3 separate regions of the Mus musculus genome follow, and all the other regions are linked to region 2. The links are chromatin loops, found by intact Hi-C in ENCODE. Cell type or tissue: left cerebral cortex. All regions are shown on one strand.

Region 1 (8,000 bases), 350 kb before region 2:
ACAAAAGGCTAAACTCAACAAAACTGGAAAACCTGGATCAAATGGACAAATTTCTAGACAGATACCAGGTACCAAAGTTAAATCAGGATCAGGTTAATGATCTAAACAGTCCTATATCCCCTAAAGAAATAGAAGCAGTCATTAATAGTCTCCCAACCCAAAAAAGCCCAGGACCAGATTGGTTTAGTGCAGAGTTCTATCAGGCCTTCAAAGAAGATCTAATTCCAGTTCTCCACAAACTATTCCACAAAATAGAAGCAGAAGGTACCCTACCCAATTCATTCTATGAAGCCACAATTACTCTGATACTTAAACCACAGAAAGACCCAACAAAGATAGAGAACTTAAGACCAATTTCCCTTATGAATATCGATGCAAAAATACTCAATAAAATTCTCACTAACCGAATCCAAGAACACATCAAAACAATCATTCATCCTGACCAAGTAGGTTTGATTCCAGGGATGCAGGGATGGTTAGTATACGGAAATCCATCAACATAATCCATTATATAAACAAACTCAAAGCCAAAAACCACATGATCATCTCCTTAGATGTGGAGAGAGCATTTGACAAAATCAACACTCATTCATGATAAAAGTCTTGGGAAGATCAGGAATTCAAGGCCCATACCTAAACATGACAAGAGCAATCTACAGAAAACCAGTAGCCAACATCAAAGTAAATGGTGAGAAGCTGGAAGCAATCTCACTAAAATCAGGGACTAGACAAGGCTGCCCACTTTCTCCCTACCTCTTCAACATAGTACTTGAAGTCCTAGCCAGAGCAATTCGACAACAAAAGGAGATCAAGGGGATACAAATTAGAAAAGATGAAGTCAAAATATCATTTTTTGCAGATGATATGATAGTATATATAAGTGACCCTAAAAATTCCCCCAGAGAACTCCTAGACCTGTTAAACAGCTTCAGTGAAGTAACTGGATATAAATTTAACTCAAGTCAATGGCCTTTCTCTACACAAAGGATAAACAGGCTGAGAGAGAAATTAGGGAAACAACACCCTTCTCAATAGTCACAAATAATATAAAATATCTTGGCGTGACTCTAACTAAGGAAGTGAAAGATCTGTATGATAAGAACTTCAAGTCTCTGAAGAAAGAAATTGAAGAAGATCTCAGAAGATGGAAAGATCTCCCATGCTCATGGATTCACAGGATCAATATAGTAAAAATGGCTATCTTACCAAAAGCAATCTACAGATTCAATGCAATCCCCATCAAAATTCCAACTCAATTCTTCAACGAATTAGAAAGAGCAATCTGCAAATTCATCTGGAATAACAAAAAACCTAGGATAACAAAATCTCTCCTCAAGGATAATAGCACCTCTGGTAGAATCACCATGCCTGACCTAAAGCTGTACTACAGAGCAATTGTGATAAAAACTGCATGGTACTGGTATAGAGACAGACAAGTAGACCAATGGAATAGAATTGAAGACCCAGAGATGAACCCACATACCTATGGTCATTTGATCTTTGACAAGGGAGCTAAAACCATCCAGTGGAAGAAAGACTGCATTTTCAACAAATGGTGCTGGCACAACTGGCAGTTATCATGTAGAAGAATACAAATTGATCCATTCCTATCTCCTTGTACTAAGATCAAATCTAAGTGGATCAAGGAACTCCACATAAAACCAGAGACAGTGAAACTTAGAGAGGAGAAAGTGGGGAAAAGCCTCGAAGATATGGGCACGGGGGAAAAATTTCTGAATAGAACAGCAATGGCTTGTGTTGTAAGATTGAGAATCGACAAATGGGACCTCATAAAATTGCCAAGCTTCTATAAGGCAAAAGACACCGTCAATAAGACAAAAAGGCCACCAACAGATTGGGAAAGTATCTTTACCTATCCTAAATCAGATAGGGGACTAATATCCAATATATACAATGAAAATCAAATAATCCCATTAAAAATGGGGCTCAGAGCTAAACAAAGACTTCTCAGCTGAGGAATACTGAATGGGTGAGAAGCACCTGAAAAAATGTTCAACATCCTTAATCACCAGGGAAATGCAAATCAAAACAACCCTTAGATTCCACCTCATACCAGCCAGAATGGCCAAGATCAAAAATTCAGGTGACAACAGATGCTGGCGAGGATGTGGAGAAAGAGGAACACTCCTCCATTATTGGTGGAATTGCAAGCTTCTACAACCACTCTGGAAATCAGTCTGATGGTTCCTCAGAAAATTGGACATAGTACTACTGGAGGATCCCGCAATACCTCTCCTGGGCATATATCCAAAAGATATTCCAACCAGTAAGAAGGACAAATGCTCAACTATGTTCATAGCAGCCTTATTTGTAGTAGCCAGAAGCTGGAAAGAACCCAGATGCACCTCAACAGAGGAATGGATATATAAAATGTGGTACATTTACACAATGGAGTACTACTCAGCTATTAAAAAGAATGAATTTATGAAATTCCTAGGCAAATGGATGAACCTGGAGGGCATCACCCTGAGTGAGGTAACCCAATCACAAAAGAACTCACATGATATGTACTCACTGATAAGTGGATATTAGCCCAGAAACTTAGAATACCCAAGATACAAAATATAATTTGTAAAACACATGAAACTCAAGAAGAACGAAGACGAAAGTGTGAACACTTTGCTCCTTCTTAGAATTGGGAATAAAACATCCATGGAAGGAGTTACAGAGAGAAAGATTGGAGCTGAGACGAAAGGATGTACCGTCTAGAGACTGCCATACTTGGGTGTCCATCCCATAATCAGCTTCCAAATGCTGACACCATTACACACACTAGCAAGATGTTGCTTAAAGGACCCTGATATAACTGTCTCTTGCTAGGCTATGCCATGCCCTAGCAAACACATAAGTGGAGGCTCACAGTCAACTATTGGATGGATCAAAGGGCCCCCAATGGAGGAGCTAGAGAAAGTAACCAAGGAGCTAAAGGGGTCTGCAACCCTATAGGTGGAACAACAATATGAACTAACCAGTACCCCCCAGAGCTGGTGTCTCTAGCTGCATATGTAGCAGAAGATGACCTTGTTGTCCATCAGTGGAAAGAGAGGCCCATTGATCTTGCAAACTTTATATGCCTCAGTACATGAGAATTCCAGGGCCAAGAAGTGGGAGTGGGAAGGGGGAGGGTAGTGTGTGTGTGGGAGGGCTTGGGGGACTTATGGGGTAGCATTGGAAATGTAAGTGAAGAATTACCTAATTAATAAAAAAAAAGAAAAAAATGTACAATTAAAAGAAGGTGGTAATGAATCAGCACAAAAAAAAAAAAAAAAAGATGTGAGTTCTGTAGGTCCACTAGTGTAGTCTTTTGGATAATAAACACTGGCTTTTTATAGTACCTATTTATATAATATTTGAGTACACACAATTGTTAATTCAAATCCTTATTAACTTATGCAAATTCCCTTAATGGCAATTAAATAGTTTCTCTTTCAAGTGAAATGGAAGATTCAAGGATTCAGTCAGTGTGTGTCCTGTCAGCAGTAAGTGGTGCTCTACCATTGCCAATACTTCACAGATAGGGAGGATCTGCATCAACACTCGCAACCTCCTTCTGCTCTTCTCATCTCAGCCCAACAGTCCCTTGATCAGCCTCCTCTTTCTGCTCTTCTCCCCTGAGTTTGGAGGCTAAGCCATCCTTTCATTTGATGATTCCTTACTCTCCTACTTATTTTTTTAAAAGGACGCTTGAAGGTCCTCGAAGAGGTTACTCACTGAGAACTGGGAGTGTGGTCTTCTAGATTTCTTTGGAAGGCAAGAGCTCCCAGGAGAAGATATTTGTTTCTTAGGAAGATGGGCCAGGCAAGTTCATAGGAATCAGGAGTTTCAGGAGTCATTATTCAGTCTAGTGAAGACCATTGTGAATGGCTGGCCTGGAACATTACTGGATAATGGGTGATAGTACTCAATGTATGGCTAAGCAGAATTCAGATGAATTGTGTTGTAGGGTGTCTATTGGTCAATGCTGGAAGCCTGAGCTAGAGTCTTTCTGGTCATTTGGGATGACTGCTTTGGTCAAAGACTACTGGTACTGTAAGACATCTGAAAGCCTTCAAACTCCAGGGTTGTTGGCTGGCATCTGCTCAGCTACTGGGCATGCCCCCTTGGGGGAGGTGGAACAAGGAGAGTTTGACTGCACTTATCTCACACCTCCACCGGGGTGGGTGCTGGGGCATAGGGAAGTGCTGAGGCACAGCTCTGGGAGTGGGAAAACTCAGTCTTAGGTGTAAAATTGGTGGAGCTGGTTCAAGGGTCCCCCAGCCTGTGACAAGGCTGGAGTCATGGTTTCTTAGACTCTTGGACATCCAGGTGCTGCTTGAAGTCATGGAAGAGCAGAGAAAAGATTGTGTATGTGTATGTGGGGTTGTGGGCTTGGGATAGCATCTAGTCTGGGGTCAGGGCAGAAGGGGAGCTCTGGCTTGTCCCATCCCAGATGATTGTCCTTAGCTTGGCGGAGGCAGGCTTGGTGGAGGTTGTGGCTGGGATTGCAGGGAGGCCTTCTACAGGAGATTAGGATGAGGTTCTGTAGGGAAAGGCCTTCTCCATGGCTCTCCATGGTGGATCTTGGTGAAAAGATTCAGTTCATGGTTCTAAAGAGTTTATTGTCATGGTAGAAAGTGGATGTGTGAAATCATACCCCACTTCTCAGGGTGGGCCTGAGATTACATGCCTTTTGCAGGGAGGAATTTCTGAGAAGGGAAGCTTATTGGCTAAGCCCTTAGGGCCTTTAAGTACCTCAATAGCATGGAGAACTCTGTTTTGAGCCTAGGTTTATTTCATATGTTTATTTTACATGAGAAGCAAGGCATGTGTTCCAAGTCAGGAGTCTGGCAGAAAGATGGGAGTCACCTAAGTGTCAGGTTTATGCCCACTGAGTCTCTGGGTCTCAACCTGCTCTACCTTACCATACTTCCTGGCACAGTTTTATGTCCCTCATCAAACCATGCCTTCCAATGTTTCCCTCAGAGATTTTGAATGAGGTCAGTTTCTGTTTCTTTGAAGCATTTCTGCCAACACCGTATGGGGAACCTAGAAATGTGTCTTGTTTAGTGCGCTAGAAGCTGCATTTAGGGACTTTCTATTTGTAGATAGGACAATGCACAGGTAGGCTATTTTTCTTTCATTGGGGTACTGAGCTGGTAATTGAGGGTTGAACACTACAACCACACTAAGTGTTCTGGAGGTAGCATTGGTAACTTGATGAGAGTTGTGATATGGACATGTCAGGTTTTCAACAGTCAGGATTTGGTCACAGTACCCTCATCAGCAACTTGAAGACACCAGTGGCAATCATATTCTCAATTTCATATGGCCATGGAGATGAGGAGTAGGATGAGGGATCTGAATATGATGTATTGCAGGGGACATAGGTCTGCTGCCAGACTTCCCAATGGTTAGAAGACTAGTTTGAATACACTCTAGAACAATCTCTTTCCATTTATGAAAATGGACAGTGGCTTGTCTGGATTATCTAGAAAATCAAAGTTTCAGCCACATTCTTATGGCTTTACTGTTCTGTCTTTGAGTGTTAGGAAAGACTTTTGCTGTTCTTCTTGCCCTTATCTCTATTCTGTTTGTATCATTACCTGTCTCTTATTTATTTGTATCACTGCATGATTTATGAAGTCTGAGTTGTGGAAATTCTAGATCTTCTGTGAATCTGAAGTTTTCCTTTTCTGGTCTCAGAAAATGTTCCATGCTAGCACTTGCTTGGATAACTCTTTCAGTGTGGTCAAAGGCTCCAGTCTCTGCATTTCACCCTGGAGATCTCTTCTGGTGGGGGAGCCATCTGCCCAATTAGTGCCCTAGTCTTTTCAGTGCATTGTGAGCTTTAGCAAGTTAGAGTTATGATGATCTGCCACCTTCCTCGTATGTTAGGTGAGCCTTCTTCAGCTCTTTATTTGGGAGTTCCCAAATCCATACTGTCTTTCATCATGTTCTCTAAGAGGTGGTTGCTGCAGATACAGCACAAGGAAGGATGTTGCTTTCAGGATATTGGTGGAAAGAGTAATCTAGAGCAACTGATTTTGAAGGTTAACTTATACCTTTGATCTTTATGTTATTCTATTTTTAACTGATCAATTTGATTTGTGATTATTTTGTCTAAAATTTTGCATCTATATGAATGAAGGATATTTATCTATAGTTTTTCTCATTACTTTTGCCAAAGTATACTATTCTTATAAAAGAATTTGGCATTCCCTGTTTTCCAGAATAAGTGTTTAGAAACTTCGTTAGAAAGTTTATAAAAAAGCAGTGTTATTTATTTTTAAAATATTTAAATAACCACCTGCTAGGCAAGATGTTCCTACTGGTACACAAGTGGTATCACTATTTTGGGGGTAACAAATTACTTTATTGCTTGGATTGGAGATCTACTCCATAGGAGAGGTTTCATGTCTGGTACTGCAATCCTAGTCAAAACCAGTGGTCCCCAGTGGTATATTTCCACAACTCAGACTCCAACTGGTATATTGCTACATGGACACAATGTTTTTGTCAAACTTGCCTTCTAAATCTTTATGTTTTTTGCCTATAAGTTAGAGCTGGTGGTAGCTTTTGTCATAGAGATGTCTTTCTGTAGTGAATGGTAGTTATTGCAGAGGCTTACAGTTGACCAAACTTCTGACTATAGCGATTGTTGAATGCTCAGCTGTAAATAAGACATTGATATTATTAAGGTTAAGGGAACATCATGAAAGATGGGCTGAAAAAAATGTGAGATCTGGAGAAAGGGGCAGAGTGCTATAGAATGCTTTCTCCTGGACATGGCCTGGCTATGACCTTTTTGATTTCACAGCAGCTGTAGAGTATATAAACCGTAGCTTATGTAGCCTATAGACCTGTATAAGATTGGGCCTGTCAACATTTTATTATCAGGGAATTTGTTGCTAAGGAGGAGGATCTTATGAAGCCTAAACAACCCTGAGGATTTATAGGTTGTTGGTGCAGGGAGAGACATTTTCTTCATTGATGCAGCCACTGGCAAGTTGCTTATGCTCCCCAAAATAATATCACTCATACTCTTGTGAACAACCCCAGTGAAATTCACTGAGTCATGGTAAATACATAATAAATAAGTAAAGACATGAATGTAGAATTGAGCTATTTGAGAAGAGGAAGGGTTTTCGTGGGAGTAGGTAGGGGTAGACTAAGAGAGAGTAATGGGATAAACATGACCAAAATACATTCTACACATTTATGAAAATGTCACAATAAGACCCACTATCATGTAGTCTTAATTATGCCAATAAAAATCTTTAAAAATGTTTCTCCAAATGTTTTTGGTTAGCTGTTGAGTCACTAAATTTTATTTTCTTTCTTTTTGTCTTTAGCTGATAAATATTTGTTAGTTATATTCACCTTGCTATGCCATAGAACCTCAGGACTTACTCTTCTTTTCAAATAGTCTTATGTAATAGTCTTTTAACCCACTGGTTAATCTTTTAATATCCTCACTGCTCTGGTCTATGGTAGCTGCTGTTCTATTTTCAACTTCTATGTTATATCCCACATATGAGTGAGATCATGTGCTGTCTTCCTTTCTGTCTTTTACTTATTTCACATAATATATTTTTCAGGTTCACTTAACATATTTTTTATGTTATAATTGAAAATTTTATTCTTTATGTCTAAATAGTATTCTATAGTATGTATACCACATCTTCTTTATCTATTTGTACATTAAGAGACAACTAGGTTCATTTCCATATCACAGCTTTTGTGAGTGATACTGTAGGAGACATGGAAGTGCAGTATGAATATATGGCTCTCATTTCTTCTAGGTAAATACCTTGAAGAATGAGTAACCTGTGTTCTAAGGTACTACCACTTTAATTTTAGTTAAAACAGTTGACTATCTATCAATCTCCATCCATCCATCCGTCTGTCCATCCATCCATCCATCCATCCATCCATCCATCCATCCATCCATCCGTCTATCCGCCCATCCATCTATCATCTAGCTATCTACCTATCATCTA
Region 2 (8,000 bases):
CCTCACTAAATAGCCCAGTCTGGCCTTGAAAATTTGTCATATTAAAAACCTTGTCATTTTAAAGTGTGGTATGTGTGAAACATATCCTTTGATATCCAGATTGCAGTTTTGATACATGGTCTGATTTCAGAATTGTGGTCTTGGATAGAGACAAGTCTTTAGGATGGCATTTAAAGTCATTAAATGGGAATTTCCTCAGCTTTGGTTAGAAAATGGGGCATCTTAATTATTAAAAAACCCACAGGCTCTTTTTCCCTTGTGAATAATGCAGATGTGTCACCAACCTACTGCTTGATTAGTTCATTCCGGGTGGTTCCTAGGAATGGCACATGAATATTTACTCAGTAATATCTCAATTTTCTTCTGCTCTGTGGTTGAATCTTCTCTTAGGTGCATGAGGATGGTTCTTTGGCACTGAAGGTGAGTCCCTGCACTTAAAGAGGTTGATTGTTGATATTGTCATGTATAGAGCTCTCTTCCATCAACTAGAATGAGCTCTTACCACCTCAGGGCCAAATGGAGGTTCATGGGCCTTCTTCTACTCTACCTTCATCTAGTAGTGTTGAGATGTCACTAGACCTCACAAAACCTTGGTCTCCTTCTTTCCTCTCAGTGAAGTTTAGACAGTACCTAAAATGTCAAATTTTGGAAAGGAGAACTATATATGAAGGAAATATTTGGCTTTTATCTTCATGTTTGATTCCCAGTCCTCCTAGGAGGGAATTCAAATATTCTCAGTCTTTCTCTGAGCCAAACCCATCTTGAAGATGTCCACTGTCAATGTGCCCAACGTTAGAATGACCCTCAGGAGCTTCTGTGTGGTATAGAGAGTGCAGGATATAGAGTGTTCTATATATGGTGCTATAGTCCATCCTTTAATTTGAAAAAGTTGAAAGAAGCGGAGGGAGAACACCCTATATTTAACAAATAAACTCAGAAGTGATCTTTCTCTAGATTCAAATATATAGCTCTTCTAGATGTTCACACTAAATATGTTCAGCAAGCTTTCTGATAGTGACAATGTTAGAAATTGCATATCAATAATGATGTGTATATTCTTGGTCAAATGCTTTAGAAAGTAAAGGACTGGTCTGCATTGTGATTGCTATGGTACATTCAGCATTCCCTTATGTTGATTACATAAAATTCCTTGCCATAGATAATTCCAACATTAAATGTAGTCTAGCTTATAAAATAGAAAACCAGCCTATATATGTGGGCATTTAGTTTGTATCAAGAGAGAAAAATATGAGGCCCAAATAACATGTTGGGCTTCAATATAGAACTGCTTGCACTTCCCATCCAAAATGGAGGACAGAGTTATTTGTGTTTCCCTCAGAATGCCATCTCTAAAATTGTTATAATGACATGATATTTGTAATGTCAGTCTGAATCATCAAAAGTTGACCAAAAAAAGTCCCTGAGAAGATCCTGTCTGCCTGTGAAAGACCTAAATGTGAATTAAAAAGTGTTCATTCCATGTTTTATGCTCTTGCCATAATAGACTTCCTAATATATATTTGGTTGCTTTTATATAATGTCATGTATTTGGGGTCAAGTATACACCTGTGAAATTATCACTTTTATCCAGGCTATAGACATATCCATCATATCTCAATATTTTTTCTTACCTCTTTTATTATATGACTACCTTACCAAAGATCTTATCAATTTACTTGGCTGCTCTTAAGTATGCAATATGCAGTGTGGTTAGCTGTAGACAGTATTTACCACTTCAGGACTCCAGAGTATCAAGTGTTTTTACTTTTTACTGAAGCTTGATGCATTTTGTGTACCCTTCCCCTCAGTCCTTGGCAACAATCATTTTAAGTTTCTGCTTCTAAGATTTTTGACTATGTTAGATTCCATATGTAAGTGAAATCATGTGGTGTTTGTGTTTCTGTGTCTGGATTATTTCACTAAGAGAAAGAAATTTTGGATCCAATTCCTTAGCAGATTGAAGATCTTCCTTCTTTTGTTTCAAATAAAAATATAAAAAGATCACAGAGGAAATCTTGCTCATATTACTCTATACAAAGAAGGAAGCACTGCTGGGGCTCTTTCCAATAATCATAAAACCTCTACAACATTTCAGTCTGAAAAGATGAAAACTTACATGACTCAGCACTAACAACTCCATCAAGAATCACTGTGTCCAGTCAAGTATTAGAGTTTCTCTACCAATGCCAGCTGCCTTACAGTTTTTCTCTTTCTCAATGTGCTAAGAGAATGTGTGAGAACACCAAGGACAGCTCTTACATTGTCCATGACCAGAAATACATTGATCATCTTTTAACAAAGAAGGGGATGACCTTTTTCAACAATATTGTAAGCCAAACAACTTTCAAATTTGTATTAGAAAGTGACCTCTTTTGAAGGGCCATCTTACTAATAATGCAATGCCATCTGCAGGTATAAGATATTCAGTGTGACTCTATAACATCTTCTCTGTGAGACTTGTACAAAGTTGCATTGTTTCTTTACTCAATGAAAAGAAATATGGGACAACAATTGTTTAGAGCTATTTCTGTGGAAGTCCTTAATCTTACCCAGAGCTAGATAGCAGGTTCATTAGCAACCTACAAATGCGGTTAGCTTGCGTACAATGTCCAAAACCTTGATGTCTTGCTATAAAAGTTTGAAAGGATAAATTTTAAAGTATGTTATATGTATTTTGATGCAAGCAAGAGGAGAAAGCTACACCAAAACACAACTAATCAAAACTAATTCAAGTGTATTAGGACTAAATTGTTAAATAAGGCATTAGCATCCCTGATGTGCACTCCTTGGAAAGATTTTCACTTGTCAATAATTAAAAACAGAGTATAATATTTCATCAACTTACAGTAGAAAGCACAGTATATGTTAAAATTTAAATGGCATATATAAATATACAAATAGATTCTAAATGTAAAAAGACAATATGTTGTTTTTAAATGTAATTTTTATGTGTATGACTTCTTTACACTAGGAAAAGTTTTTCAATGAGCTGTGATAGTAGCCAGGAAGGCCATTGATGACATACACAGACTCTGATGTTTAGTCAAGTCATTTAAAAATTGGGACAATTTTAGTTGTCTCTTTATCAGGTTGTTTAAAAACTGGATAGTTAATACAGTATTTCTTAACTTCACAAATGGAAAGCAGAGACTTTAGACTGTAAACAAAAGTTTCAGGCTGGCCAAACTTTCTCTTGTTTGGTATTCATCTTTGGGTAAATTTCAAAACTGATGAGCACTAAGGCTTATTAGTGTTAGTCTTTATGTCATAGATATCACAGGCTCCTGGGGCTTCATATTTCTCCCTAGTACAGTGTTCTTATTACCCATCTCTCCTGCTGTTTTTCTGCTTAAGAGATTCTCAAGCTGGCTGTATAAGCCAGATAATCCTGACTTATACTTGTTTAGCAGAATGAGATTTTTAAAATTTTGCTTGTTTGGTTTTAAGACAGGGTCTCAATTTGAAGCCATGGCTGTCTTGGAACTTGCTATGTAAACCAGGCTGATCTCAAACTTATAGAGATTTCCCCTACCTCTGGAGTGCTAAAATTATATGCTCCATCATACCTGGCACAGTCTTTTGTTATGTTATGTTTTGTTTTGTTTTGTTTTGTTTTTTTGGAGACTGGGTTTCTCTGTATAGCCCTGGCTGTCCTGGAACTCACTTTGTAGACCAGGCTGGCCTCGAACTCAGAAATCTGCCTGCCTCTGTCTCCCAAATGCTAGGATTAAAGGCGTGCACCACCACTGCCCGGCTTAAAAATGTGTAGCCCAGGCTGGCCTCGAACTCGTGATCCTCCTGCCTCTGCCTCCTTCAGCAAGTCCTACCGGCGTGTGCCACCACTACCGGCTCCTGGCACAGTCTTACACATGTTGCTGGTGGCTATAGTCATGCTATTGGGCATAATGGGCCTATGGCCTCACAGTCTAAACTCTTTACTATTTAACCCTTTGTTGAAAACATTTGCTGACCTCTGCTATACATTAGAAAGCATTTCTTTACTTCTGTGAACAACATTGGCATTTTGTTACTTGTTCCTGCTAGCATTCATCTATAGTTCTTTAAAATTGTTTCCCTAGAGTAGCTAATTCATCAGAGAAATGACTGGAATTTGGAAAAGTATTAAGGAAAGAATGAGAAGAATACATGCATCTGAAAAAGATGGGCTTGAAGGTGCTCAGTACATGACTGCCCTTTGCTGCCATCTATGGGTACCAAGAGTCCTCTAAGTTCCTCAGTCTTTTTCTTTTTTCTTTTTCTTTTTTTTTAAATTAGGTATTTTCCTCATTTACATTTCAAATGCTATCCCCAAAATCCCCCATACCCCCCCCCACTCCCCTGACCACCCACTCTAACTTCTTGGCCCTGGCATTCCCCTGTACTGAAGCATCTAAAGTTTGCAAGACCAATGGGCTTCTCTTTCCAATGATGGCCGACTAGGCCATCTTCTATTCATATGCAACTAGAGACACGAGCTCTGGTGGGTACTGGTTAGTTCATATTGTTGTTCCACCTATAGGGTTGTAGACCCCTTTAGTTCCTTGGGTACTTTCTCTAGCTCCTCCATAGGGGGCCCTGTGATCCATCCAATAGCTGACTGTGAGCATCCACTTCTGTGTTTTCTAGGCCCCAGCATAGCCTCACAAGAGACATTGGGAACAAAACACCAATGGAAGGAGTTACAGAAACAAAGTTTGGAGCTGAGATGAAAGGATGGAGCATCTAGAGACTGCCATATCCGGGATCCATCCCATAATCAGCCTCCAAACGCTGACACCATTGCATACATAAGCAAGATTTTGCTGAAAGAACCCAGTTCCTCAGTCTTAACATATAAGTTGTATTGAAATGTTTTCTCTGTTTTAAGCAAGTAGACTTATGATGTACTTTCTGATTTTTTTCTTCTGATAGTACATATGTCTGTCCACATTGAAATCATAGACACTGACAAATATACAGGAGAGAGGAAAGCTTTCAAATAAGTGGTGATTAAGTCCTCAGGAAAATGCTATCAGGTATCATTTGGTGTGTGTGTATGTGTGTGTGTGTGTGTGTGTGTGTGCGCGCGCGCGTGTGTGTGTGTGTATACACAGCAGTATATATAACAAATGTATTTTATGGAATAAAAACTTTTAACTTAGCTAGTAGAGAGATATAGCAGCTATTAATTTACTGACTCTACCCCCAGCCTAGCCATTTTCCTTGCCCTGTAATAACAGAGATGGGTCTTGTTAAACAGGGTCAGGGTCAGTGTTTACTCTCCAGCAAGTCAACCATAACTCCTTCTAACTCATGCCTTTCAGGTGGCTTGCTTTGACATCAGCTGCTGTCTTCCACCATTTTTACTCAGTTTATTATGATTTCAACTCCTGTTGCAACTTTTTTATATTTCCCTTGTTCAGATTATTATATGGTTTCTCTCTTCTGATTACAATGTAACTAAAATAACAGAGAGGTAAGAACAGACTGTGTTTGTTCCTAAAACATTTTATCTAGTAAGCAAATTAAATTTCCCAAGTATAAAGAGTCCATGGAGTGAATTGGCTTTTGTATAAGCCTTAAAATGAAATTACTGAATCATTTTCTACTTAACAAGATCTCTTTAGTGTATGAGCAACCTCTGGGAATTCAAGAGCAATAATAGGGAAGAGAAAATATTCATTTCACAATTCTACCCATTTCCTTCAGAAAATGAACATGAAAAGAAAACATTTTCCAGTTTTGGTTTCCTAATTCATTTTACTCTCCTTCTTTTCAAAGTTTCCTATTCTTGTTTCTTTACTTCAGTCCTGGTGACCCACTGGAAACTTTAGACACCTGTTTCTATAGCACTGCTTCTAAGAGAGCAGTTAGATGATGTGTGCTGAAACCCAAGTTAAAATTTCTTTGTGGGTAGTAGATTTATAAAGGTAGACCACTGAATACCATTGTAGCTTCACTGAATCAGAATCCTGAAAGAGCAGAAAACCAGAAACCTACTACAGTTCTGTTTTTCTTCCATGCAAGACTACTGAATTAGTAACCATTTATAATGGTATTATCCAATATTAATTTGCATTCTAATATGAGAAGTTCTAGTTTATTATAGATTAGATTAGCATGTAATCTTGGATTTACTTTTATCTGGGATATTTTAACACTTGTTACAAGAGATTGTACAGTCCTTGAGTAAAAGCTCAGCCTTAGATATGGATGCTAGAGTCCACAGGCTCAAAAATCTGTGTGGTTGAGCTTCATGGTGAGCTTCTGAAAACAAGATGCATGCTGCTTATTTCCGCCTCAGACAATGATTCTCTATATAGATAAGTGAAGAAATAGTGGAGGTGGTATAAGGAAACTCTGTAGTGATGTGTGGAGGAGCCGATAATGGAAGTTGCACACACCCAAGATGGAGGCTGGACAAAAGCCTTGAGTGAGAAGCAAGGCCAAAAGACTCAATCATTCCTCAGCAGGGGACAGAAGGATTGCAAGGAATGAGAAAGTACTTAGTGACCATCCATGTCCCACCATTTCCAGACATTTCTCTATGGTGAGTAATTATTTATAAAAAAAGAAAATATTTTAAAACTTCTTTTGACTTTAATAAGTATCATATTATATAACTCAAGGTTGACATACAAAGATATTTACTGTTTTTTTTTGTTTGTTTCTGCTCCCTCACTGTCTTCCCTTTCTCTCCCTCCTTTCCTTTTGGTGAAAGATATAAAACTCAAGACCTCTTAAATACTTAGCCAGTGTTCTACTGCTGAGCTACATCTCTCATCCCACCTCTATAGTCAAATTACCCTGAATTCCCTGAAAAACAACCTTTAGGGAGAGAGAAGTCCTGTAATGTTTGTTACCTATCTACTTAACCTTTCATCCTTCTGACTTCTTATTTTGAACTATTTGTAAGTTCACATGAGTTTTCTTGATATTTATATATTTATTATATACATCTATAATATTTATAGCCACTTTTTACAGTGAGAACATATTGCACAGGTAGAGTATGATATCTAAATGTGTAATATTTATTTTTAAAAACTCTAGATAATGACTGTTTATGTAGCTGGAAATTTAGTAAGTGAATAATTATTCAAGGAACTGTGTTTGCTGTGCTACTTGTAGTAATGGAGTACTTAGCAATCTGAGGTCAATCTTAATAGACCCTGAGTTCATTCATTGCTATGGTTAGGGGGTATCATTAGTTATGACTTATTGAAATGCTTTAGTTAGTCACCACATCCTTCTACTTTTGAGACTTGGTAACTCTGGACTCAAAGAACCAACTCATATTGAAAAATGTTTCAAATTTCTCTGTCCCTTCTTATTAACATATTGTAGACAAACAGAAGCAGGAGATGAAGAGAAAGTAGAACTGTTTTGACCAGTGCTACACAGACAGCTGCTGGAATATGATATGCTCATGAAATTGATTTTCTTTTCATGAAACTCATCATATTCTCCCTTCATTTGAATTTTCTCTGTGTTAGAACTTGATTCTTAATATTGGCACTACATTTGAAAAGCTTTGATTCTTTTGTAAGATATTCAATTATTGACTCCCTTTCAATTTTCTACAGTTTTAAACTCTAGAAGACTTGGATATTAATAGAAGTTCTACCAGCTATGGTTTTTCTAACCATGACCAGTAAACTTTAATCATCCGTGCCTTTCAATTTCACCTGTATACTCAGGGTTATCTAGAACAACACTGCAAATAGAAACTGCAGATAGATGTGTAGGAGGGAATTTATTAGGGAAGTTGGCCACTGAAAAGTTCCATGACAGGTCTTCTGCAGGCTAGAGACCACCACATGGTAAATCCCAACTCAGAGACCCTCACAACCAAGAAGGCTGATAGTATAACTCTTACTTCAAGGCTGAGAGTCCAAGTACTCATTCATGGAGGGGAGCAATGCAACCTCAAGACCAGAAAGCCTGGGGTTCTGATGTGTAAAGCAGGAAACAAGGATGGAGTAGTTCTCAGACAGGTGTAGGTAGGTGTATTCACAAAT
Region 3 (8,000 bases), 160 kb before region 2:
GAATTATCCACCTCAAAGTTGTTGTTTTTTTCTTTTCACTTTTCTCTTTTTCTTTTTCTTTTTTTTCCCTTTTAATAGGAAGAATTTTACATAGCTCAGGATGGCCTTGAACTCCCCATGTATCTGAGGCTGACCTTGAACTTCTGATCTCTGGGTACCAACTCCCAAGTTCTCATATGTCACCTGATGCCTAGTTTCATGTGGTGCTGGGAATTGCACACAGGCTTTACCTATGCCAGGCAAGTGCTCTACCAACAGAGCTACACCTCAGACTCATAAGATGTGCAGGACATTTCTACTCTGCTATTTCTCCAGGGCTGGGTTTTCTATTTGTTGAAATAGTAGAATCAAAAGGAACGTTTCCAAAGATCTGACTGCAAGTATAGCTTGTATTTCACAGGTGGTTTTACAGCTTAGATCTTAGGTATACTACAACAGCAGATGATCACTTAAAATTTTAGTGTTTTACCTGAAACAGGAGAATAAAGTTTTTGTAGATATGTGAAGAGTGAGCAGAAGAAACAAATTTAGGTTATATAGGGAAACCATAGCTCCTGAGCTCTTAGTGACATTATTCTACACAGTGAACTTATATTTTTGGCTCATGTAAGTCCTTCTAGATAATTCATTTTCTTGGTCCTTGGTGGAGGCAGGCAGCACATAGAGCCTGTGCGAATGAGCAGGGAGGTGTCACCACCTAAGTATTTCTCTTTGGGAGATTAAAAAATGGATTACTGATTCAGTTTAATACTGTATATACATATTAGAACAGGGTGTGTTTTTGTTTCTGTTTCTTTGTTTATATCTGTGACACAGTGATAGAGTTGTTTTAAAAAGGAATCCAATAATTTACAATGGAATCAATATGAAGCCACTGTTCCTTCTTTCAGGAATAAGGTACATGGTAACTCCTTGCCCCAGGAGTCTCCTCAGACTTACCTGATGTTTGGTCCATGCGATGCTGTTCCATGACAGCACAGGAGGATTTACACTGATCAAGGGCAGCCTGAGACAGATTGTGAGGGTGAAGGCACTGCAGACAATTCCTGTTCAAGGAACATGAAAGGATTACTACTTTAAAAAGTCAATAGACTGAATATTCCTAACCCTAACCCTGTGAAAAATAAATAACCAATGGACAAATTTTGAACCCATTAGCAAAGCATGGTGGCCAAAGCCAATAATCCCAGATACATGAAGTCTGAGGCAGGAGGATGATATGGCCTAGGAATGCCTGATCTACAGAGTAAATTCAAGGTCATCATGAGTAAAACAATGCCTGTAAAGTAAAATAAAATTATAGTAAATAATGATAATAATAATATAATAAGTAGGATATGTTGCTTTTTAGAGTACTTGCACAGTTCAACTCAATTGAATCCATGAGCCTGGATTCAATCCTCACTAGCAAATAAATAACTAAACCCCACCATTATATTAAAATGCTATATTTCTAAACGATTTAAATAACTATGTATATTTCTAAAATTCTTACTTGCATTAGTGATCTGAGAAAGTATGTTTTAAAATTTTAAGCAAGCAAGCTGGAGGCACACTGACATTTATACAAGTGCTCTATGAGCAAGTCTCAGATTGTTAGTGAAAAATATTTTTACACAAAACAATATTTTTTGTTATGCAACACATGACTTTCCATTTATGCATCCCCTAAGTGCTTTATAGCACTATAATTCTTTATGTTAAATATTAAGATATTTAATCTAGTTATAATGAGTCACATTTATTCACTGACTGCCATGTACCAAGTACAAAAATTTTATTTTAGTTAACTTTACAAATATCACTTGATTCTTTCACAATTAACTAGAGGCACAGAGAATTTTAACAAATTATTTTACATTGCACAGCTAAATAGTAATAAGTAGGTTAACTGGCAACCTCTGTTTTCAGGAAAGCATTTTCTTAAAAAAACCAACCAAACAGAGTAGTGACTTTATATAGATTTGTTCTGATTATTCCAATGCAACTTACTAGCCAAAATTAGGAATTCCAGTACCCAATTCTTAAAGTTTCCCACTCAGGATTGTTTTTTTAACTTTTTAATCATCATTTTTGTATGCTAGTAACTAAGAATCCAGCAACTAAGATGAAAGAAGGCAGAATGAAGAGCAAAACCAGCTGTCAGCCAGGATTGCTTTGTTCATTTGGAGACAGAATCATACCAGTTTTCACTGCAGGAGAGATGGCAGGTTGGGCAGTGCTCACAGAGACGGCCAATGCTTCTGGGATCAGTACACTCACACCTGCCACACACGCAGGTGCCTCTCCCGCTGCAAACTTGGCCCTTGGAGTTGACACAGTGCTGTGCTGAGGCTGATGGGCACTGACACCGATCTCCTTCCCAGCCACTAAAGCACTGGCATCTGCCACCTTCACACTCCCCATGCCCTGCAACAGAGACACACTTGGATCAAGGTCACCAGGCCTACAGAGTTGGTAATGTCTCCCCCATTTTCATGAAACATGCAACAGTCTGGTGAGTGGAAACAGCATTAGTTTTGACAAGTCAGTACCAGAATTAAGAAGTGTTTTAAACACTGTTCTATTGTAAGTATATTTCTCCTACTAATATGTAATGCTAACATGTACAAAGAAAGCCCCTACTTTGGTGGCTGACCAACTGCTTAAATGCCAATTTGCTTTCAAGTTTTAAATTAGAAACAGATAAATATTGTGAAACCATAAGGGCTGACTTCAAATCAGCAAAGTAAGAGCATTTGGTCAATGCCTGCCACAGTCTTCCCTCTTCACTGTTGCTAGGGGCTCAGGAGAATTTTGCAGGGTGATGGGGCAAACATTCTAACACTTCTCTGTGTTCAGGCATGGTTAAAGATAGGTCTTGTGAGAAGCAGAAACAATTCCCCTTATTCTCAGAACACTAAGCAAGAGGTTAGCATCCTTAGAACACTATCCAGAACACTGTATTAGCAGGGCAGGCTTAGTCTGTTCTATGTAGGCCGAACAATGGAAAAGACAAAGGCATGTGTGCATGCCTGAGGGGCATTTATTTGCAGACAATTAACTTGAGAAAATCTTGTTTACACACTAATAAATGGATTTTAGACTATAAGAAGTGTCCAAAATTTAATATGGTAATGTGAAGTAGAAGTCTTCAAAAGGAGGTACACTGTATGTTTTATACATTTTCAAGCTTATCCAACTATAGACCAAACACCCTTCCTTTTCTTTCCTCTTTTTCACTTTATCTCCTAGTATTCCTTTCTTCCTCCTCCCTCCCCTCTATTCCCAACCCCCCCCCCCTGTCTCTTCTCTCCCTCTCTCCCTCTTCCTTCTCTTATTGCTGAATACCTAACAGGTTAATTGTCCCATAGAGCCTACTGCTGGTTCAGCTCAATTTGCTAAGTGTAAAACTAATGAGGTCCAGGCAAACAAATGTCGAACACATCCCATTTCCTGATGTAGCTAGCACGCTGAATCCCAGCCAGCTGACCTGTGAATATGAGTTTTCATTCCCAAGGGAAAGTGGTAGGGAAAAATGCATGTCAACTTGCACTCACACAAGCAATTCAAAGCACATCGTCAGTTGCCTCTGTGTGCATTGGGTGTGTGGTCAAAATCATGTAGACAGGGTCAATATATTGAGATTATGCAGCAGAACCTCAGATTCTAAATGTATATGATAGACAGTTCTACTGACCAATGCCAGAAATGTCATTCTCTTCTTCCCTGTAAAATATTTATTTCCCCTATAAAATATATTAGGCAACTGTGGGTTTATTCTGAAGTAATCTTCCTTCCTAACAATAATTCTAGTTACAACTAAATAAATGTCTAGAACACAGAGTATTTTACATATGTAAGAGAATAAAAAGACAACTTATAATAATGTTTTCCTGTAACTTAAAACAAGCTTTCTACTTATCCATGAATAGTTACATTTTATGGGCTTTCATTTCCATACAGTTATAACAATGAAATATTTCCATTTCCCAATAACTTAACACATATTTTGTTACTAACATGCACATACAAAAAAGAGATCTTTATGATAAGTAAACTTACCCTTTCATGGAGAAATGATCAAGGAATTCAAATGACAGGTAGTTTAATTTATTTTAAAGTTACGTTTTTGTTTTAATTTTCAAAGGCTGCATAAGTTTTTCTGGACTGTAACCAGTAGGTGGCAGTGAACTAAATTAGCCAAAAGTAATCTTGATATTTTTATCTTATCCTATTTCATTGCAAAATCTGGTCTGTGTGTGGCCAGAAGGACAAAACTTCTGAATTACTTAACAATCCACTTCTCTCTGAAGAATGTATTCCTTTGTCCAGTCTGTGACTGGTGGCTTTCCAAAAATAAATTGGTGAGGTTTGAATGACTTCGAACATACAATTCTATCTACAATAGTTCTTTAAACATTTTCCAGTGAGTGGAATTATATTTTTATATCTCACTTCCCCTCATCCTGACAGAAACAAAATCCTCTGCAAGCAGGAGGTGGACCATGTGCTGGAATGAATCAGACCCTTATAGAATACCCGCCATTCTTCTAGAAAACCACATCGGCAATCACCAGTAACTTCCTTTTCTTGTGTAAATCTTTCCAAGATCAAGGGACACATGAGATTCATATTTCATTTTAGGTTTTGAATTTTTTAAAATAGCAGCCACAGTACTCAAGCTAAAAATATAAACATGATCTTGCCATGACCTAATTTCACAGACTATGAGGCTTTGAACTTTGATTTTGGGTTAAGTGGCAGTACCTCATCACATCAGATTTAAAGATACACTAATATATATGCCAATATCGTTATGAATTCTAACTGCCTGTGTATATCAACTCACCAGCACACACATCCCCATGGAGATAGGGACAGGAGAAGTCATCCTTCTCACAGTACTGGCCATACACTCTTCCTAGCTTGGTTTTGTGACATAAACATTTCCCACAGATGCAAACACCTCGGCCACTGCAGACAGGTTGATCCTCCTGTGGCTTGCAAGTTTCAGAAGGAAACTGGTCTTCATCAAAATGACATCTGCTGTCATCACACTGTGGACACTTGGGGTCTGGGGCAGCTTCCGCACACTGTCCTTTGAGTCCTCTGTGGTTCTCACACTGGCAACTGCAGCTTCTGTGTATGTGGACTTTAGTGGTTTCATTGAAACCAATAGGCTTGATTATTGCATAGTTTTTTCCTCCCATGATATCACATGTTTTCATCACAACAGTTACATTGAAAAGAACCTAAATTTCAAAGGAAAATAGAAATATCTTTATATCCTTGGATACTGTAAACAGTATATCAAGTAATGATATTTAAATCAATGGTGAACATCTTAGAGATACCAACAATATTTATAAATCACATGTGCATGCAATCTAATATGTAAGTACATAATTGCCACTTAATTCCATTTTTGCCTAACTGATTAATTAGAATTAAAGGAAGTAACAATTGCTAATGGCCTGTAAATCACCATGTGTCCATTTGTCCTCAGGTGTCTGTCACCTTAGGTAACTGATTTCATGGACAACTGCTGAATCAATGTTCTATTTTCTGAATTGGACATATGAGGTTAGTGAACAATTGGCATTAGGAACCAATAAACCTAAGTAAATGGTTTCTTATCTTCTGGGTCAGAACCCTGATTTAGTCATATGGGCAATTTTATTTATTTGTATTTTACTTTTTAGAGGCTCAAGGTAAAGACCAAGAGATGATCTTTAGTATATACATATACAGTTTTTCAGTGGAGGAAAACACAACCCCATCTCTGATGTTACTTGAGAAAGAGGCTCAGGACTTATTCTCCAGCTTCAAGACCTCACACCAAAGTCACTTGTTACTGTGGGGTCATCCCAGAACTAAAGAATGGACTAGTAGCAAGGAGTGGTTTGTTTGTTTGTTTGTTTGTTTGTTTTTCCCTCTAGAACAACAGTTTATTTGCCTGAAAATTTTTCCTTGTTCTTTAATTTCTTGTTATTTATAATATGGTTGATTTAATATCTATATTTTCTGACTTCAGCTTCAGGTGCTTTGGAAAATCGGGAAGCTTATATATACATACAGTTATATATGAGTTCACTACAGTAATTAAATTCCAACATTAAAATAATGGATGCTGGGCTTTTAAATTGGAAATTATGTAGCATGAAATAAAAGATCTATATTTAGGCATCCATGTACAAGACATTTTATTTAAATGTGTCACATTAAAATCAGTGTGGTTGGAGTCAGTTTGTGCTCAAATTGTTTTTGCCTCTAAGAATTTTAAGGATACACAGATGTGTAGGATGAGTGGCCACTGCTATTAAAACTAGTATAATAAAACAGACCTTCTAAAGTTGAAGGCTGGTTGACTCCTCGTGGGAGACAAGCTGTTTATAGTTGAAAGGAGCATAGTCAAAGAAAGAAAAAATTAAGGAAGGTAAATCATTGTTATATATTTGAGTCTTTAAAGACTCACTTTGTTTTTAAGAATTTAGCCTTTTATTTTTTTTACAAAAATTTACAAAAACTTTTCTGTAGCAGAAATCAAATGTATCTTATATAAACTAGTATATGATCGTTTTTGAATGATATCCAAGGAAAAATTATAGAGGAAACTACTGAATTAGAGGCTTAGGATAATTAATTAAAGATACACAGCTTGTGGGCACAATCACACTACCCACAGCTTCTAATGTTCCTATGAGGAAAAAAAATTTAAGTGTTTTCTTTGAATTAATTTTAGAACTTTAGGATTTTGCATTTGAAAAATTCTTCCCAATACAGGATAGAGTAATAAAACTACAGAACCTTAGAACAAGAAAGAGGAAAGAATCAAAAATTTCTCTGTACCAGTTCATTCAGGTACAGCTGAAGTAAGAGATACTGAAGAAGTGACACCCTACCCAGCCCCTGCTGAGAACATGATGTAGTCTATTCTGGCAGTTCTTGGAGAATAACCATTTCATCTGGTCTTGGAGTTCTCTTGGACTCTCAACTCTTTCTAGTTATTATATAAATGGTATCATCCCTCTGATTTGACTGATTTTAACAAATTTCTTCATCTCCTTTTCCTGGACATCACAAGATGAAAGATTTTGGAATTCGTAGCTTTTATATACTGTACCATCCTTTCATACTCTGAGAATGAACAGATTTGAAACAATAAAGGCTTTGTCACTATTACATCTACAGATACTACTTGCTTGGAAGGATGTTATTTTTTTATTAGGCAAAACCTCTCAGAAAATATATTACTACTAAGTATTTAATAAGTACTTAACACAATACATATTTATTTTAACTTGAAAGTTTGAGAGAAGTCAATTATGTATAGACGTAACTTTAAGAAGAAACAGGAAGGCTCATTTAAAGTTGAAACAATATTCTAATAGTAGCAATGTTTTTAAAGTAATTTTTTTTTTTGTTTTTTTTTTTTAAGAAAGCACACCAAAAAATTGTCTTAAACAAGAAAAACATACTGCCACATACTTCGTCATTGCTTGTCACGTTTCCACACCCACTTATGCCTGGCTTTCTGGCCCCATCTGGACAGATGGCAGTGATGTTAAAATGGACACCGTGTACCTGGTTTTCCAGCTGCACTTTTACTTCTGAGATAATCTTCTGCAGAGACATCAATTTTTAATTACACTGAAGTAGTTTCTAGTATAAGCGACAAAGCAGACTTATAATCATTATGCCATCCTGGATTTAATATTTAACTTTAATCAAAGTCTACATCTGGGAAATGAATAAAATGGTAGCTTCTCACAACAGCTCAATTATATTTAAAACATATGAAATACTAAATGATCAGCTGTTTTAAATAGTTGATTTTTCCACATATCTATGATCACAAATTTAAAACCCTATAGAAATACCTCTCTTATCCAGTGTGGCAAAGATAATTTTTCAAATTCATACTGATGATATTTAATGATGAAGTTTAAAGAAACATTCTCATAGCTGATGAATTCTGACAATTTACAGCAGGAAACATGGTTTTGGCAAAAATGAAA

Evidence for each region. A loop is a pair of places that touch in the nucleus more often than their neighbours do. Peaks named below come from ENCODE experiments on the same cell type or tissue, not always from the same donor. Only the 100,000 strongest peaks of a DNase experiment are listed, where the experiment ranks them.
Region 1: it touches region 2 in a loop (2.3-fold over the local background); 10 of 42 quality-filtered maps call a loop at or near these places.
Region 3: a loop joins it to region 2, with 2.7 times the contacts of the local background. A loop is called at or near these places in 5 of 42 quality-filtered maps.

What each region holds. Positions count from the first base shown.
Region 1 is chr12:118,975,902-118,983,901 of GRCm38, forward strand. No RefSeq gene overlaps it. Among named protein-coding and RNA genes, the nearest start is that of Abcb5, 13 kb to the left of the region's middle. In left cerebral cortex, no CTCF peak of the experiment used is centred here; a DNase peak (open chromatin) is centred at 4,981.
Region 2 is chr12:119,321,402-119,329,401 of GRCm38, forward strand. It overlaps Gm46331 (a long non-coding RNA gene), which reads left to right and starts at 4,844. Exons shown (of 3, transcript XR_001780539.1): 1 at 4,844-5,015; 2 at 6,303-6,529. In left cerebral cortex, a CTCF peak has its summit at 4,211; a DNase peak (open chromatin) is centred at 4,195.
Region 3 is chr12:119,165,816-119,173,815 of GRCm38, forward strand. It overlaps Itgb8 (integrin beta 8), which reads right to left. Exons shown (of 14, transcript NM_177290.3): 9 at 7,471-7,605; 10 at 4,832-5,234; 11 at 2,184-2,409; 12 at 940-1,046. Among named protein-coding and RNA genes, the nearest start is that of Itgb8, 68 kb to the right of the region's middle. In left cerebral cortex, a CTCF peak has its summit at 4,149 (motif pointing right); DNase peaks (open chromatin) are centred at 4,229 and 4,465.